Regions from separate parts of the Homo sapiens genome. Here region 2 is linked to region 1. A link is a loop called in an ENCODE intact Hi-C map of the cell type or tissue named here. Cell type or tissue: ascending aorta. All regions are shown on one strand. Each heading gives the region's core, and the rest is flanking DNA. Links, peaks and the distances in the headings are about the cores only. Region 1 overlaps RMDN2 (regulator of microtubule dynamics 2). Region 2 overlaps GALM (galactose mutarotase).

Evidence for each region. Hi-C counts contacts between places; a loop is a spot of excess contacts. Peaks named below come from ENCODE experiments on the same cell type or tissue, not always from the same donor. Only the 100,000 strongest peaks of a DNase experiment are listed, where the experiment ranks them.
Region 2: it touches region 1 in a loop (11-fold over the local background); 2 of 110 quality-filtered maps call a loop at or near these places.

Annotation. Positions count from the first base shown.
Region 1 is chr2:37,973,368-37,981,703 of GRCh38, forward strand. RMDN2 (regulator of microtubule dynamics 2) reads left to right here. Exons shown (of 11, transcript NM_001170791.3): 3 at 673-847; 4 at 1,845-1,947; 5 at 7,916-7,976. The region is part of intron 2 of RMDN2-AS1 (RMDN2 antisense RNA 1); the gene reads right to left. Among named protein-coding and RNA genes, the nearest start is that of RMDN2, 52 kb to the left of the region's middle. RefSeq lists a silencer at 7,004-7,367. In ascending aorta, for the core only: no CTCF peak of the experiment used is centred there; no DNase peak of the experiment used is centred there.
Region 2 is chr2:38,707,732-38,716,067 of GRCh38, forward strand. The region is part of intron 4 of GALM (galactose mutarotase); the gene reads left to right. The region is part of intron 1 of LOC124905993 (a long non-coding RNA gene); the gene reads right to left. Among named protein-coding and RNA genes, the nearest start is that of SRSF7, 39 kb to the right of the region's middle. RefSeq lists a silencer at 2,083-2,283. In ascending aorta, for the core only: no CTCF peak of the experiment used is centred there; no DNase peak of the experiment used is centred there.

The DNA of each region.
Region 1 (8,336 bases), core at 271-8,270:
GAGTGCCTGCTGAGTTCCTACAACTGTATCATCCATTCAGCAAATTCAGTGAATAGTGCTGTTCTAGGCACTTGATACATCAGTTAATGAACCTACCATCAGGGAGCTTGCATTCTCCTGGGGAGGATACTGACAAACAGCACATGTAGTAGATTAGTAAATTATACAGTATGTTAGAAGGTAATACATGCTATGGGAAAAGAAAAAAGCATTATGAGGGAGGTTAGAGATGAAGGGAATGTGGGGATTGAGGTATTAGAGTGGTCTGGATGGGCCACATTGAGAAAATGAAATTGGAGCAGAGACTTGAAGGAGGTGAGGGCGTGAGTTATGTGGCTGTCTAAGGAAACGGCGTTTCATTAAAGGGAACAGCAAGTGGAGGTTCCGAGGTAGGCACGTGATTAGAATATTGAAGGAGCAGCTAGGTGACCTGTGTGTATTTGAATAAGAAGAGTAGTAGGAAATGAGATCAAAGAGGTAACGAGATCGTGGGCAAATTGCGCAGGGACTTGTAGACTTCTGTTAGGACTGGAGCTTTTTCTGAGTGAAAGCACGTGCCACTGCAGAGTTTCAAGCATAAGAGGGGCATGATTTGACTTGCATTTTAAAAGGAATGCTCTGGCTATTATACTTAACTTTCAAAGGAGTTGATGATTATTTCTGCGATTTTAGGTATATTACAGCTAATACTGACACAGAAGAACAGAGTTTTCCAGTCCCTAAGGCATTTAACACACGTGTAGAGGAATTAAATTTAGATGTCCTTCTTCAGAAGGTAGATCATTTACGTATGAGTGAGTCTGGCAAGTCGGAGAGTTTTGAACTACTTCGTGACCACAAAGAAAAGGTAAGAGACATAACAATAGCACTTCGTATAGTTCCATTTTTTAATTTAATCTGCCATCTGTTTCAGTTATAACTATAATAATTGTGTCATGGTTCCCACATTTTGATGATTGATGTAAAATTTCTCTATAAAATGACTAAAATTTTTTAAAATTTATTTTTTATTTAAGATGCATAAAATTTTAAAAAAGTAAATGTAAAAGTTTATTAGACTCTAAGGTCATAAAAATGAGAACCAGAGCTATAATTACGCAGATTTACTTTTATTTGATTTTTTTTTTTTACTAATTTATATATTTAACAAATATTTTGAGACAGATATGGGTATTCAAAGCTATTTCTACCAATGGTCATTTGTTGATTTTGCAGTGTTTAGTGTTGGGTCTGAATAAGAAAAGCCTGTCCAGAGCTCTTACCACCACCACTAAAAAAAATAAAATAAAATAAAATAAAATTAAAAATTAAAAGTTTGCAGTGTCCCATGGAGAAATAAATCTCTATTTGTCTGAGGATTTAGCAACTCTAAACACATTGTCTAAAACTTGATAGCTCTCCAGGATTATATTTAGGTAATTTGAGTAAAAAAAGTGACTGCTCTTTTGAGTATATGCATTTTCAATTTACAGATATTAACTGAGATGCTCATTATATTGATAATAGATAACTTGGAAAGGAAAAGAAGAAAAGGATGCCACAGCTCAGGAAGAATTTCTAGATTTTGGTGCCTATCAAATCTCTTCTCTGCATAGATGGAGCTAGTGTCTGGATAATATTAATTGGTTTTAAGATCCAAATGTAACACTACATTAGGTCATATTTCTTAGCCATGAGTATTTGGATTAAAAATGTTTCACACGAAATATGCATATACATAGATTCAATAATCTATAAATACCAGTTTACCTGCCTAAGTTTTTAAAAAGTTGCAGTAGAAAACAAGAATAGAATAGACAAGTTACCAAGTTAATTTAACAGGCAACTCCATCTTTTCTTTTCAGTTTAGAGATGAAATAGAGTTTATGTGGCGATTTGCTCGTGCTTATGGAGACATGTATGAACTATCTACAAACACACAAGAAAAGAAACATTATGCTAATATTGGTAAGCATTTTGTAAAGATTATTCTCAAGTAGCAATTAAGATCTATAGTAAATCATGCAGCCGTAAAAAAGGATGAGTTCATGTCCTTTGCAGGGACATGGATGAAGCTGGAAACCATCATTCTCAGCAAACTAACACAAGAACAGAAAACCAAACACTGCATGTTCTCACTCATAAGTGGGAGTTGAACAATGAGAATACATGGACACAGGGAGGGGAACATCACACAACAGGGCCTGTCTTGGGGTGGGAGGCTAGGGGAGGGATAGCATTAGGAGAAATACCTAATGTAGATGTCGGGTTGATGGGTGCAGAAAACCACCGTGGCACGTGTATACCTATGACCTGCATGTTTTGCACATGTATGCAAGAACTTAAAGTGTAATAAAAAAAAAGATCTATAGTAAATCACTAGTGAATGTTAACTAAAGCTAAATTATCTTAGCTAAAACCAGTATGTTTAATCTATTTTAATATATTATGGTACAAAAAAATGTACACTCTCAGAACAGAAAGGCATTTTAGGGCTAAAGTATATGTTCTTCAGAAATATTTGAATATATTAGAATAGGTAACTGAAAAAAACTTAAATTTCATCTTTTAACTTTATAAAACTTAGACAAGAAATGTAGTGGCAGTGTTTGAGAAACAATAACAGGCAGAGGACAAGTGTCTTCAGCAGTTGTCAACCACAGTTAAAGTAACACATCTTACTTCCTGTAATGTAGAACTCTAGGGACTACGAAGAATAAACTCGCAGACTTTAATGTTTTTTCCAAATGTATCTTGATGAAACAAGATTAACCTTGTTAAAAACTCTGTTTGATAATTGTCTAAGCTGAATGATGATTACATGTTGGTTCATTATTCTGACATCTATACTTTTCTACAAGTTTTTGAAATTTTTCATCACAACAAGAACAACTAAATAGATAGAATATCAAACTGTTATTTTTATACCTCACCTTGACTCTTACTGGATGTCAAAATGTGTCCTTGCAAAAGCCCCTACCTGCCATCTCTCTGAATGTCAGCATAGTACTTTGACATCAAAATCTTTTGAATTCTTCATTTATTCCGAAGGCTTCTCATTTCCAGGCTTTTCTTCTAGAAAAGATAGCAAGAGGAAGACACAGCAAGAAAGATTTCTTCCCAGTCTAGTTCTCTGTAATTTTTATTTCCAAGTAGAAAGTTTTACCAAACTCCTTGTAATTATATTTTTCCACTTGGAGATTCATTTGCTGAATGACCTCTGTGCTTTCGTTTCCCCCAGTGGGAGGAGGATGAGAGGGCTTCCCCCTCTTGTTTGCATATTCATCATCAGCTTTGTGGAGTTTTTCTGTAGCATTCCAGTTTGCAGACCATATACAAAACAGAATTCTAGAGAAGAGATGTATTAATTTCAACATAAATAAAAACTTAACCAAGGAGAACAAGGGGATTTATTTTCATATCTACTGAGAAAATCCAAGTATATCTATGTAAAGTGTTCCAACATTCATCAATATTAAATACATTTTTTTCTTTTTTTTTTTAAATTTTTTTAGTATTTATTGATCATTCTTGGGTGTTTCTCGGAGAGGGGGATTTGGCAGGGTCACAGGACAATAGTGGAGGGAAGGTCAGCAGATAAACATGTGAACAAAGGTCTCTGGTTTTCCTAGGCAGAGGGCCCTGCCGCCTTCTGCAGTGTTTGTGTCCCTGGGTACTTCAGATTAGGGAGTGGTGATGACTCTGAACGAGCATGCTGCCTTCAAGCATCTGTTTAACAAAGCACATCTTGCACCGCCCTTAATCCATTTAACCCTTAGTGGACACAGCATATGTTTCAGAGAGCACAGGGTTGGGGGTAAGGTTATAGATTAACAGCATCCCAAGGCAGAAGAATTTTTTAGTACAGAACAAAATGGAGTCTCCTATGTCTACTTCTTTCTACACACAGTAACAATCTGATCTCTCTTTCTTTTCCCCACATTTCCCCCTTTTCTATTCGACAAAACCGCCATCGTCATCATGGCCCGTTCTCAACGAGCTGTTGGGTACACCTCCCAGACGGGGTGGTGGCCGGGCAGAGGGGCTCCTCACTTCCCAGACGGGTCGGCCGGGCAGAGGCGCCCCCACCTCCCAGACGGGGCGGCTGGCTGGGCGGGGGCTGCCCCCACCTCCCGGACGGGGCGGCTGCCGGGCGGAGACGCGCCTCACTTCCCGGATGGGGCGGCTGCCAGGCGGAGGGGCTCCTCAGTTCCCAGATGGGGCGGCTGCTGGGCGGAGGGGCTCCTCACTTCTCAGACCGGGCGGCCGCTCAGAGACCTCCTCACCTCCCAGACGGGGTGCCAGTGGGGCAGAGACACTCCTCAATTCCCAGACGGGGTCGCGGCCGGGTAGAGGCGCTCTTCACATCTCAGATGGGGCGGCGGGGCAGAGGCGCTCCCCACATCCCAGACGATGGGTGGCCGGGCAGAGACGCTCCTCACTTCCTAGATGGGATGATGGCCGGGAAGAGGCGCTCCTCAGTTCCCAGACTGGGCGGCCGGGCAGAGGGGCTCCTCACATCCCGGACGATGGGCGGCCAGGCAGAGACGCTCCTCACTTCCTAGATGGGGTGGCGGCCGGGCAGAGGCTGCAATCTCGACACTTTGGGAGGCCAAGGCAGGCGGCTGGGAGGTGGAGACTGTAGTGAGCCGAGATCACGCCACTGCACTCCAGCCTGGGCAACATTGAGCACTGAGTGAGTGAGACTCTGTCTGCAATCCCGACACCTCGGGAGGCCGAGGCTGGCAGATCACTCGCGATCAGGAGCTAGAGACCAGCCCGGCCAACACGGTGAAACCCCGTCTCCACCAAAAAATACGAAAACCAGTCAGGCGTGGTGATGCGTGCCTGCAATCGCAGGTACTTGGCAGGCTGAGGCAGGAGAATCAGGCAGGGAGGTTGCAGTGAGTCGAGATGGCGGCAGTACAGTCCAGCCTGGGCTCGGCATCAGAGGGAGACCGTGCAAAGGGGAGGGGGGAGAGGGAGGGGGAGGGAGAGGGAAAGGTAAATACATTTTTTTCATAAGTACCTGCCCTACCCTGGGTATTATGTACTAAGGTAGGAATAGGATAGCAAAATAGACATGTTTTCAGGCTACAGGGGAGCTTATGGCTTTGTAGGGGAGGCAGCACTAGTCAAATAATCATACATATACAAAAACGAATGGAAATAAGCTCTTATTAAAGAAGAGTACAGAGGCTGGATGTAGTGGCTCATGCCTGTAATCCCAGCACTTTGGGAGGCCAAGGCGGGCAGATAGCTTGAGCTCAGAAGCCCGAGACCAGCCTGGGCAACATAGGGAGACCTTGTCTCTACTAAAAATAACACGACTGAGGTGGGAGGATCGTTTGAGTCCAAGAGATCAAAGCCACAGTGAGCCATGATCTCACCACTGCACTGCAGAGTGGGTAACAGAGCAAGACCCTTTCTCAGATAGATAGATAGATAGATAGATAGATAGATAGATAGAGAACAGGCTGTTTGCGAGCATATGTAGCAGAAAGGAGAATATGATGGCAGAGGATGGAGGTTGATGCAGGGAAGTCTTTCTTATGGAAGTTACAGTTTGCCATAGGTAAAATCGCTCTGGATCTCTATTCTTAAATGGAATGGGAGTTTAACTGAGTTAATGTCTTAGATGGTGAAATTCGTAAAGAAATAGGTTGAAGGGAATTCAGGGGCTAAAATGAAGCATAGAATTGAAATAGGATATATCCAAAAGAGAAGAGTTTATAGTGCCAAAGAAAAAGGAGTAGAAAAAGCCTCCGATGTGTTCATTCAGATATTGAAATAAAAGTAAAAGAATTCCTTTAATTTATCCATTTAAGAAATATTTATTCAAAATTATTTTGTCAAGGAACAGTGTGAAAACGAAGGGTGGAGGGAAGGGGAGGAGGGAGAGAAGGAGAGGCATAAATAAGATGAAGGCTGCACAACACTACGGAACCTATTCTATGGAAAAGATAATAAAGGGACAGCCAATTATATTCAGTGTATAAGGAGTAAGTGCTTAGTAATGGTAATGACCAAGTATACTGGAACTGAGAGCAAGGCAGGGGCTCAGACCAGCCGTGGAAGAACGTTGGGGTTCAGCATGAGGGAGGAAGTGCAGAAGATTTCTTCTCATAATAGCATGTTTAAGGTTGTTATGCTTAGTACAGATTTGATCACTGGAGAGTACAAAATTCTTTGATAAAACTCAAAGTGAGTATATCATTATGCAGTATGTTTCTGAAGTATTATGATATGAATCTTTATTTAAAGAAACATTTTTCTAACTTTCCTAATTAAGTAATCGATATGAATGCATCATAAAGATCACAAAATACAGTTCTCTAAAGGAAATAGCTTTACTTTTATTCTGACTGCATAAGTGAGGCTATGAATCTAGTTTGTATACTACCCGGCGTCTTTTTATATTCTTGGAGTGATGGAATCACTTCTATTTCAGGCTTCTGGCAGTACGCTGAAAGTTTTATTCATTTGGTAATGTAGCTAAAAAATTGATTTAGTTTTTAATGTTTTTACATTAAAAAGCATGTTTTTAATCATTCATTTAAAATTGCTAATTTCTTTAATATTTGTTCACACTGCAGTTAATTATTATTAAAATGCTTCACTTTTTAATTGTTTCCAATTTATGTCGATTTCTACACAGAATATTTATCTTAATGGATAGAACTGTAGAATGCCACCTTAACAAATTAACAAATAGAACCGTGGTTTTAGAATAAAATATTTTTATTTATAAAGATTATCTCAACCACTTATTTAGAAAAGCATTTTGCATATCCTTGGATAGTCTCTTCAAGATAATAATAATGGATCAGGGAGAAAAGAAGTTATAAAACAAAAGGGCCCCTTTTGAGAAAGATTCTCAGAACACAGTTCTGTTTTATTTGCAGGTATTTAGATTTTCCAAGCCATAAACAAACCTCTATCCAAATTATTATTATTTTTGGTTTTTTTTTATTTGAGACAGAGTCTCGCTCTGTCCCCCAGGCTGGAGTGCAATGGCGCAATCTCAGCACGCTGCAACCTCTGCCTCCTGGGATCAAGTGATTCTCCTGCCTCAGCCTCCTGAGTAGCTGGGATTACAGGCATGCACCACCACGCCCAGCTAATTTTTGTGTTTTTAGTAGAGACAGGGTTTCGCCATGTTGGCCAGATTGGTCTCGAATTCCTGACCTCAGGTGATCCACCTGCCTCGGCCTCCCAAAGTGCTAGGATTACAGGTGTGAGCCACCAGGTCCAGCCCCAAATTAATTATTACATGGTTAAAAATTCCTCTAAAACTAAGTAAAATAATTTGGGGGAATTATTTATGTCACTGGCCCTGTTCATTATTGTGAATGATTAGGCAAGAACTTCTCAGGGAAGCCTTCCCTTACTCCTTCAGGCAGAGTTAGAGTTACCCACTCTGCTGTGCCCTCTTTTTCACCTTGGTCTTTTTTTTTTTCTTGCATGTAACTTACTTGTTTATATGCCTGCAGCATACTGAACGGTGAGCTCTTGGAGGTCAAGGACTCTGTCTTATTTTACATTTTATTCCCAGACACTCACACAGTATGGCACATAGTAGGTACTCAGTAAATGTTGTTTGAATGGAATACAGAAAATTTCTATTACGCTTTGTAAGCAGTAATTAAATGACGTTTCTTGCACTTGGTTAAGTTGCTTAGTCTAGTGGGTGTCAAACCTTAGCATACATCAGAATCATTGGAGGCTCATTAAACCACAGATTATTGGGCCCCAATCCCACAGTGTGTGATGGAGTAGATCTCCAATGTGGCTGAAAAGTTCTTAAACAAAGTTGCCATGTGATGCTGATGCTTCTGGTCTTGGGACCATACTTTGTGAACCATGAGTTAATTCAATAATCCACCTCCTACCAACTCACATGAAGGTATTAAGTGTAAGTACTTTTATCTTTCAGGAAAAACTTTAAGTGAAAGAGCTATTAATAGAGCACCCATGAATGGACATTGTCATCTGTGGTAAGTGTATAGGATTTATGCAGTCTTTTAAATTCTAACCTGCCTCTTTATAAATTAAATGGATTTTTCAAAATACTATTGACTCATACGTTTAATCTGTCAGTCACATTCACTGAAAAATATGTATAATAGCACAGTAACTGTTCTTATTCTGTTTATTCACATTTTTATTATGCAGCCTTGAAATATATTTAAGGGAAACTTTTATTGAAAAATTATTGAATGAATCTACCAAGTCTACTGGCTTTGAAGATGATACGTTATAATTAAATCTAGTTCAGTATAACATTTTGCTTGAACACAAATACTAAAATGATAGCATGTTTCTAAATGAAATGTAGAAAAGCACATCAACCATTT
Region 2 (8,336 bases), core at 325-8,324, 730 kb after region 1:
GTCCTTTGGGTAGCTGAGTCGGAAGGATCACTTGAGGCCAGGAGTTCAGGACACAGCAAGACCCCATCTCTACAAAAAAAATATAAAAATTAGCAGCCGGGTGTGCTGGCTCATGCCTATAATCCCAGCACTCTGGGAGGCCGAGGTGGGTGGATCACTTGAGGTCAGGAGTTCAAGACCAGCCTGGCCAAAATGGTGAAACCCTGTCTCTACTAAAAATAAAAAATTAGCGAGGCGTGGTAGCACACACCTGTAATCCAAGCTGCTCGGTAGGCTAAGGCAGGAGAATCACCTGAAGCTGGGAGACGGAGGTTGCAGTGAGCCGAGGTCATGCCATTGCACTCCAGCATGGGCAACAGAGTGAGAAACTGTATCAAAATTAAAATAAAATAAAATAAAATAAAATAAAATAAAATAAAAAAGCCTGGCATGGTGGCTTGCACCTGTAGTACCAGTTGCTTGGGAGACCGAGGCAAGAGTATCTCTTGAGCCCAGAGAGCTAGGGGCTACAGTGAGCTGTGATCACGCCACTGCACTCCAGCTGGGTGACAGAGCAAGACCCTGTCTCTAAAAAAATAAAAATAATAAAAATAAATAAAAAAGAATCCTGGGCCCCACCTCAGAGATTCTGATTCATTTGCTTTAGCACAGGGCCATGGAATCTGTCCCAGCATCCTAGAAGCTACCTCAGTGAGTTAACAGAAAGGACTGGTATTGAAAGTGCTGTCGCCTGGGCACAGTGGCTCAAGCCTGTAATCCCAGCACTTTGGGAGGCCGAGGCGGGCGGATCATGAGGTCAGGAGAGCGAGACCATCCCAGCTAACATGGTGAAACCCCACCTCTACTAAAAATATGAAAAATTAGCCAGGTATGGTGGCGGGCGCCTGTAGTCCCAGCTACTCAGGAAGAATGGCATGAACCCGGGTAGGCGGAGCTGGCAGTGAGCAAGATCATGCCATTGCACTCCAGCCTGGGTGATAGAGCGAGACTCTGTCTCAAGAAAAAAAAAAAAAAAAAAGAAAGTGCTGTCAACAAGCTGTGACAAAGAGAAGGCTCCTCTGTGAGGCAGGGAAGTGGGGTCAAATAACAGTTTTTTTTGTTTGTTTGTTTGTTTTTTGAAGGAGAGGAGCTGATTTAGGACAAGTAAAATGGTTGTCAGAGAGCAGAGGAATCCAGGGAAGGCTTGAGACCGTGAATCTGTGGTGGCCTCTGCCGGTGCTTCTGTGGGCTTTCTCCAGCTCTCTCGGCAGGGCGGAGTCAGGAGCAGAGAAGGCAAATGGTGGGATGACCTGAAGTTGGGGTTTTATCAGAGAGGAGGAGCAGGAGGACAGGGTGTAAGGCAGATCAAGGAGTGTTACTAAGGGTCTCAGGTCCTAGACAGTGGGCCTAGACAGGTAGGCAGTGAGGGTTGTGGGGGACAGGGAAGACGCGTGGCAAGGGGCCCTGAAAACCAGGGGAATATGGCAACATCAGGGGCCTGGCAGTCCCAGGAGGGGAGCAGGTCTAGCAGGAATGCCCTTGTGCCTGTGCAGGAGAGCAGCAGGACTAGGAGGCTGCAGACAGACAGTGGGTAACTGAAAGGTGAACTTTCTACTAGACAGCAAATCCCTGGATGTCATCCTGATGGATCTAAGATGAAAAATACCCCACCATGAAAATGCCTTACGTGGTCCCAACCATGAAGCGTAAAATTGCCTTTTCACCTGAAAACGACCTGCAGCTTGGTTTAGCATTTTATGCTTCGGATGTCATCTAACATCCAGAAGCAATACCCTCCCCCGTTGCAAGTCAAGGTAAAATCAGAAAATGCTCGGTGGAAAGGAAAAAAAAAAAAAACATAAGACAAAAAGCCAGCAACAGAATAAAGCCGCAAACCCAAAGCACCAGCAGAGGAAAGGGAAAAAAACCTGCAGCATAGACAAGCTTTGATGTTGTGTGATCTGTGAAAAATGTATAGAAATGTTACCTTACCAAAAAATTCCCAAGGTGCTTTACTTGCCAACCACTGGAAGGAAGTAAAAATTCCCACCCAGGGTGTTACTTTTAATTATCATCCTCTTTATGTTGTTTCCTAAAATAACAACAGGCATTCTAGAGATGATTTACGAAGATGGCTTAATGAGGTGTCAGATGAGTACCTGTGCCCATGAGCCCCTTTACCGCAGGCCTCCTTATGCAAATTTGACTGACTCTTCTGAGCCCGACTAGATAAAGAAACAGACATAATTGGAGCAGCTGGGCTGGAAGCACAGCTGGGCTATCCTCATGGAGACCAGACTCTAGCACCACGTGCTCTTCCTGCTGCCCCAGTGTCCCTCCCAACTTTTGCTTTTCAGAGCAGCAGCCCACCTGAACCTGGGGCTTCCTCAGATGATCTCCACATCAGTGCTTGTCAGCATTCATGTGCACACAGATCACCTGTGCAACTTGTGAAAATGCAGATTCAGACTCAGTGGCTGGAGTGGAGCCTCTGGATCTATGTGTCTAACAAGCCCCTGGGTGATGCATGTGGTCATCAGATGGTCCTAGGTCCACACTTGGAGGAGCTATTTAGAGCCTATAAAATAGTTACTCCCCTATCCAGTGTTTGAGTCCCAGACTTCTGCATTCTGCCAGCACTCAGATGCTTCTGGGACAGGATGCTTACTGTGCATCTTGGGTCAACATGTCAAAAAGGCCTTCCTGTATTGAGGTGAGATCTGTCTACCTAGGGCTCACCCTCACCTGGCCTACTTCTGGGCCTTGGATCCTATGTAGCAGGCTTAAGGCATTAGAAAGTGGCTGGCATGTCCCCCAAGTATTTTATTCAGGCAAAACATGCCAGGTCCTCTGGCTATTATTTAAAAAATTTGTTGTAGAGGCAGGGTCTCACTATGTTGCCCAGGCTGGTCTCAAACTCCTGGGCTTAAGTGATCCTCCTGCCTCAGGCTCCCAAAGCGCTGAGATTACAGGCATGAGCCACCATGCCTGGTCTTGGCTATTTTTCTTATGCTATGGTTTGGTCATACTGGTCATTTCCTTCTTTTTTTTTTTTTTTTTTAGACGGAGTTTCACTCTTATTGCCCAGGCTGGAGTGCAATGGTGCGATCTTGGCTCACTGCAACCTCCGCCTCCTGGGTTCAAGCGATTCTCCTGCCTCAGCCTCCCGAGTAGCTGGGATTACAGGTGCCTGCCACCACACCCAGCAAATTTTTGTATTTTTAGTAGAGACGGGGATTCACCATCTTGACCAGGCTGGTCTTGAACTTCTGACTTTAGGCGATCCACCCACCTCAGCCTCCCAAAGTGCTGGGATTACAGGCGTAAGCTACTGCACCAGCCCCTGGTCATTTCCTTCTGATCCTGCTCTATGTGTCTTTAGGCCTCTCCTCTTGTGATACCCATGCTGCAAAAAGTAGCTTGGGACTGTCACCACCTCATTACAGATAGCCTTTTTTTTTTTTTTTGAGACGGAGTCTCGCTCTGTTGCCCAGGCTGGCATGCAATGGCGCGATCTCAGCTCACTGCAACCTCCGCCTCCCAGGTTCAAGCGATTCTCCTGCCTCAGCCTCCTGAGTAGCTGGGATTACAGGCGCGCACCACCACACCTGGCTAATTTTTGTATTTTTTAGTAGAGACAGGGTTTCACGACGTTGGTCACGCTGGTCTCGAACTCCCAACCTCAGGTGATCCGCCCACCTCGGCTTCCCAAATTGCCTGGATTACAGGCATGAGCCACCACACCTGGCCTTACAGATAGCCTTTATGTGACTCGTGTTGAACTTGCTGTCAGCCATCATCCTTAAATTCATTTTCACCCATGCTGTGGATCAGCCACATTTCTTCCTAGTCAGTTATTATCATAATAATTATACTTAATACTTATGAGAGTTAGTATAGCAAGGTGGTTAAGAACATAGTCTCTGGAATGAGACTGCCTAGTGAGAAGCACTATGATTAGCACTGTGTGTTATCTGTCACCATCACCATCATCATCATCCATCACCATCACTATCAACACCATCATCATTAACATCACCATCACTATCACCACCATTATCACCATCACTGTCACCACCATCACCATCACCATCACCATCATCATCATCACTATCACCACCATCATCACCATCATCACCACCACCATCATCATCATCATCAACATCATCACTATCTTAAGTAAGTGCTTTGCCTACATTTACTGATTTAATTCTCATAACAACTCCATGTTGTAGGGGCTGTTGTTATCCCAGTTTTACAAGTGAGGAAGTGGGGCCTCACAAGATTATGTTTTGTGCCCAGGGTAACAGTGACAAGAAGCTAAATCTGAGCAGTGTCCTTTGGTTGGTTTTGTTTCATTGTTGACTAAAGTCCAAGACCATATCTGTTCCTGCTATTCATAAATTTCTTCTTTTAGTCAGCATTTTACCCTTACTTTACACTATCTTTTGGATTCCTGGTTCTGTCATCCCAAGTGTATCTGCCTCCTAGCTTCATGCTGTCTGTTATATTGTGAGAAAAATATGTATCTTCACCTAGTCATACACAAGGTCAGAGGCCATGTGGCAATTCCCTACAGATTGTGCTCACTGAAGCCCTGATGGTGCATATCTCCTGAAGCTCCCTGAGCCTGTAGTCTTGTAACCCACTCAGAGAAGCCTAGAGAGTGGTCAGGCATGATTTGTATTTGAACATATTTGTATTTGGTTCCTGGGAAACATGTTTCCTCTTCGCTTTCAGGTCTCCATTCCAGAATCCTTTCCAAGATGGACAGCACCCTCCAAATTTATAGTTGCTGAAATCAGTCCTCTGGGCAGGGCCAGATGCAAGGAACAAATAGAAAGCAGGGTCTGCAGAACACACATCCCAGAGGCGATAATGACCAGTTAATCCCCGCAGATAGTTAGATCTAGGAGACTGTCCCTGGGCTTCAGGGCTCCCTGCTTCTGACTCCAGCAGTGCAAATGAAAGCCTCTATGTTCCCACTAAACCATAGGTGACTGAGCAGCCATGGTGTTGCCTGCGTTTCTATAAAGGAGGAGCGCAGGACAGCAATCTCATCAGAGCGGAGGCTGGGGCTGGCCTCGAATTTAGGTTGTATGTTTATTTGGGGCGATGTGCAAGCAGGGGGTGCCCTGATAGAGATTACAGGGGCTAAATCCCCCACATAAAACCATTTTGTGCCACTGCTCCTGGGCCAAGTGACCAGAAAGGCTGGACTGATTTCTCCCCTCTCTCCTTTCCTGGTTCTGTTCTCTGACCCTGGGTGATTAATGTAACCTAGCTGTGTTCAATTACCCACCCTTTTCACGATGCTGGGATGTCTGCCACCTGTCCCTAGTGCCCTTCTTGGCTTCCTGTGAGTCGTGACTGTGGGAGCCTTGCGACTTTTGGAGGAGAGCAGGAGGCCCTGGGTCTGCCATCAGCATGGGCTCCCTAATCACACCATTGTCACCGGAGCCTACCCAAGCTGCTGGGAAGTAGCAAAATAAGCATGCAGGGAACATTCTTCCACCCCAATATGTTCCCCTCATGAAATCATCAAGCAAACCCTGAATGCCTTCTCTTGGTGTGGTCAGGCAGAAGGGTTGTCTCTCTCATACTAGAGCAGTCAGTGGCCATTGGCTGACTGATCCTAACGGCAGATCTAGAAAGATTTGGAGAAGGCTGTCTTGGTTCTCTTAGAACAGCATGTGGCCCTAGCAGTCCTCCTGTTCTTGGACAGTGGTGCCCCCCTCATGCCATGAAAACTGATGGGGCAGGCAGGGGAGCTCCAGCCAGAAACGGGAAGTGTCTCAAACCTTAGTGAAGTGATCTTGAATCGCTGATTTACAGGGCTGATTTTGACACATTATTCTCAGGAAAACAGTGGTTTAGGGCATGGTCTCAAGCTCTGTCTAGGTTGAAATCTTGTCAGGTGTGCTGGCTCACATTTGTAATCCCAGCACTTTGGGAGGCCAAGACAGAAGGATTGCTTGAGCTCATGAGTTTGAGACCAGTCTGAGCAACATAGAGATACCCCATCCCTACAAAAAAATTAAAAAATTAGGTGGGCATGGTGGCACACACCTGTAGTCCCAGCTACTGAGGAGGCTGAGGCAGGAGGATCACTTGGTTCCAGGAGGTCGAGGTTGTGATGAGCTGTGATCGTGCCACAGCACTCTAGCCTGGGCAACAGAGCAAGACCCTGCTTCAAAAAAAAAAAAAAAAATTTACCAGCTGTGTGATCTAGGACAATTTATTTGAGTTCTATAGGCCTCATCCAATGATAATAATTGGACTTACCTTATTGGTTGTGACAACTAAATAAAAAAAAAATACATATAAAGTGCTTAGAACAGTTCCTGGCATTTAGTAAGAGCTTTGTAAGTATTAACTATTATTAGTACCATCATCATCTTTATTGCCACTATTTACTGAGTGTCTAATATGTACCAGACATGTCTAAACACATATAGTACATGCATTATTAGCTCATTTAACTACTTTGGGGTTTTTTTTGCGGGGGGGTTGTTGTTTTTTGAGATGGAGTCTTGCTCTGTTGCCCAGGCGGGAGTGCAGTGGTGTGATCTCGGCTCACTGCAACCTCTGCCTCCCAGGCTCAAGCAATTTTCCTGCTTCAGCCTCCCGATTAGCTGGGACTACAGGCGTGCACCACCACACTCGGCTAATTTTTGTATTTTTAGTAGAGACAGGGTTTCACCATGTTGGTCAGGCTGGTCTTGAACTCCTGACCTCAAGTGATCCGCCCACCTCAGCCTGCAAAAGTACTGGGATTACAGGTGAGCCACTGCGCCCGGCTGAACTACACTTTGAAACAGGGTGTAACCCACTTGGCTCTCAAGCAGAGCCAAGTGTAGAGAAAAAGGCAATATAATAATTATCTGCTTTCTAGTCCTTCCTTTTAGCCACTGGAGAAAATAGTAACCACTTTCTGTGTTAAACAAACAAAAAGAAGAAAAACAGCAAAACTGAAACAAACTAACAAATCCCCTCAATATTTGATTTCCAATTTGTGAACCACTCCAATACAGATAATTCTGAGAAGCATGTAACAACCAGTAAGAAAACCTAGTATGTTTGCTTTAAAGTCATAGACTAGTTTTCAATGGATAGTCAACTAGCATTGGAAATAAAAGAGTAAGATCAATGTTGTAGGTTCATTTGGTCTATAGTATAGTTTACCTGTGATGTTTCTTTGTTGATTTTCTGTCTAAATAATCTGTCCAATGCTGAGAAAGGGGTTCTCAACTATGATTGTACTGGGGCCTATAGTTGGATTTTTTTCCTTTAGCTCTAATAATATTTGCTTTATATATCTGAGTTCTTCAGGGTTGGGTGAATACATATTTACAATTGTCATAGCCTTTTGCTGACTTGATCCTTTTTATCATTATGTAATGAACTTTTTTGTCGCTTTAAACATTTTTTGTTTTAAAGTCTATGCTGTGTGATGCAAGCAATAGCTACTCCTGCTCACTTTTGGTTTCCATTTCTGTGGAATATCTTTTTTCATCCCTTCACTTTCAGTCTATGTGTCTTTATAGGTGAAGTGAGTTTTTGAAGGCAGCATATACTTGGGTCTTGCTTTTAAAATTCTTTAAGCAAGTCTGTATATTTCAGTGCTTCAGTTGAGGAAGCTAAAAATGGGAGAGTTCAGTAACCTGCACAAAGTTAAACTGGTAAGTAATTGGTGAAGTCAAAATCTAGAATCAAGGCGTTTTTGTTGTTTATTTTTTGTTTTGGAGACAGGGCCTTGCTGTGTTGCCCAGGCTGAAGTGCAGTGGTGCAATCACAGCTCACTTTAGCTTCATCCTCCTGGGCTCAAGTGATCCTCCCACCTCAACCTCCTGAGTAGCTGGGACCACAGGTATGCACCACCACACCTGGCTAATTTTTGTATTTTTTGTAGAGACAGGGTTTTGTTGTCCTGGCTGGTCTTGAACTCCTGGGTTCAAGTGATCTGCCCACCTTGGCCTCCCAAAGTGCTGGGATTATAGGCGTGAGCCACCGTGTCCGGCCTGCAATCGAGTTTTCCTAACTCCAGAGTTACGCTGTTATTTCCCTCTGCTACTGTCCATAGTAACAGCCATATTACTGAGTACTTACCACTTGCTGAGTAGGGTGCTGGGCACTTTACATGCCTTATTTCATTTAGTGTTCGCAATAATGCTATGAGGTAGAGTCTCGTTATCCCCATTTTACAGATGAGGTAACCAAGCTTCAGAGAAGCTAAGCAGCCTCCACAAATTTATACAGCAAAGAAAGCCAGCCTTTAAATCCAGGCCTGCCTGACTCTAAAATCTGTTCTATTGAGTTTAACTGCCAAACAGGTGAGCAGGATGCTCCTAGGAGGG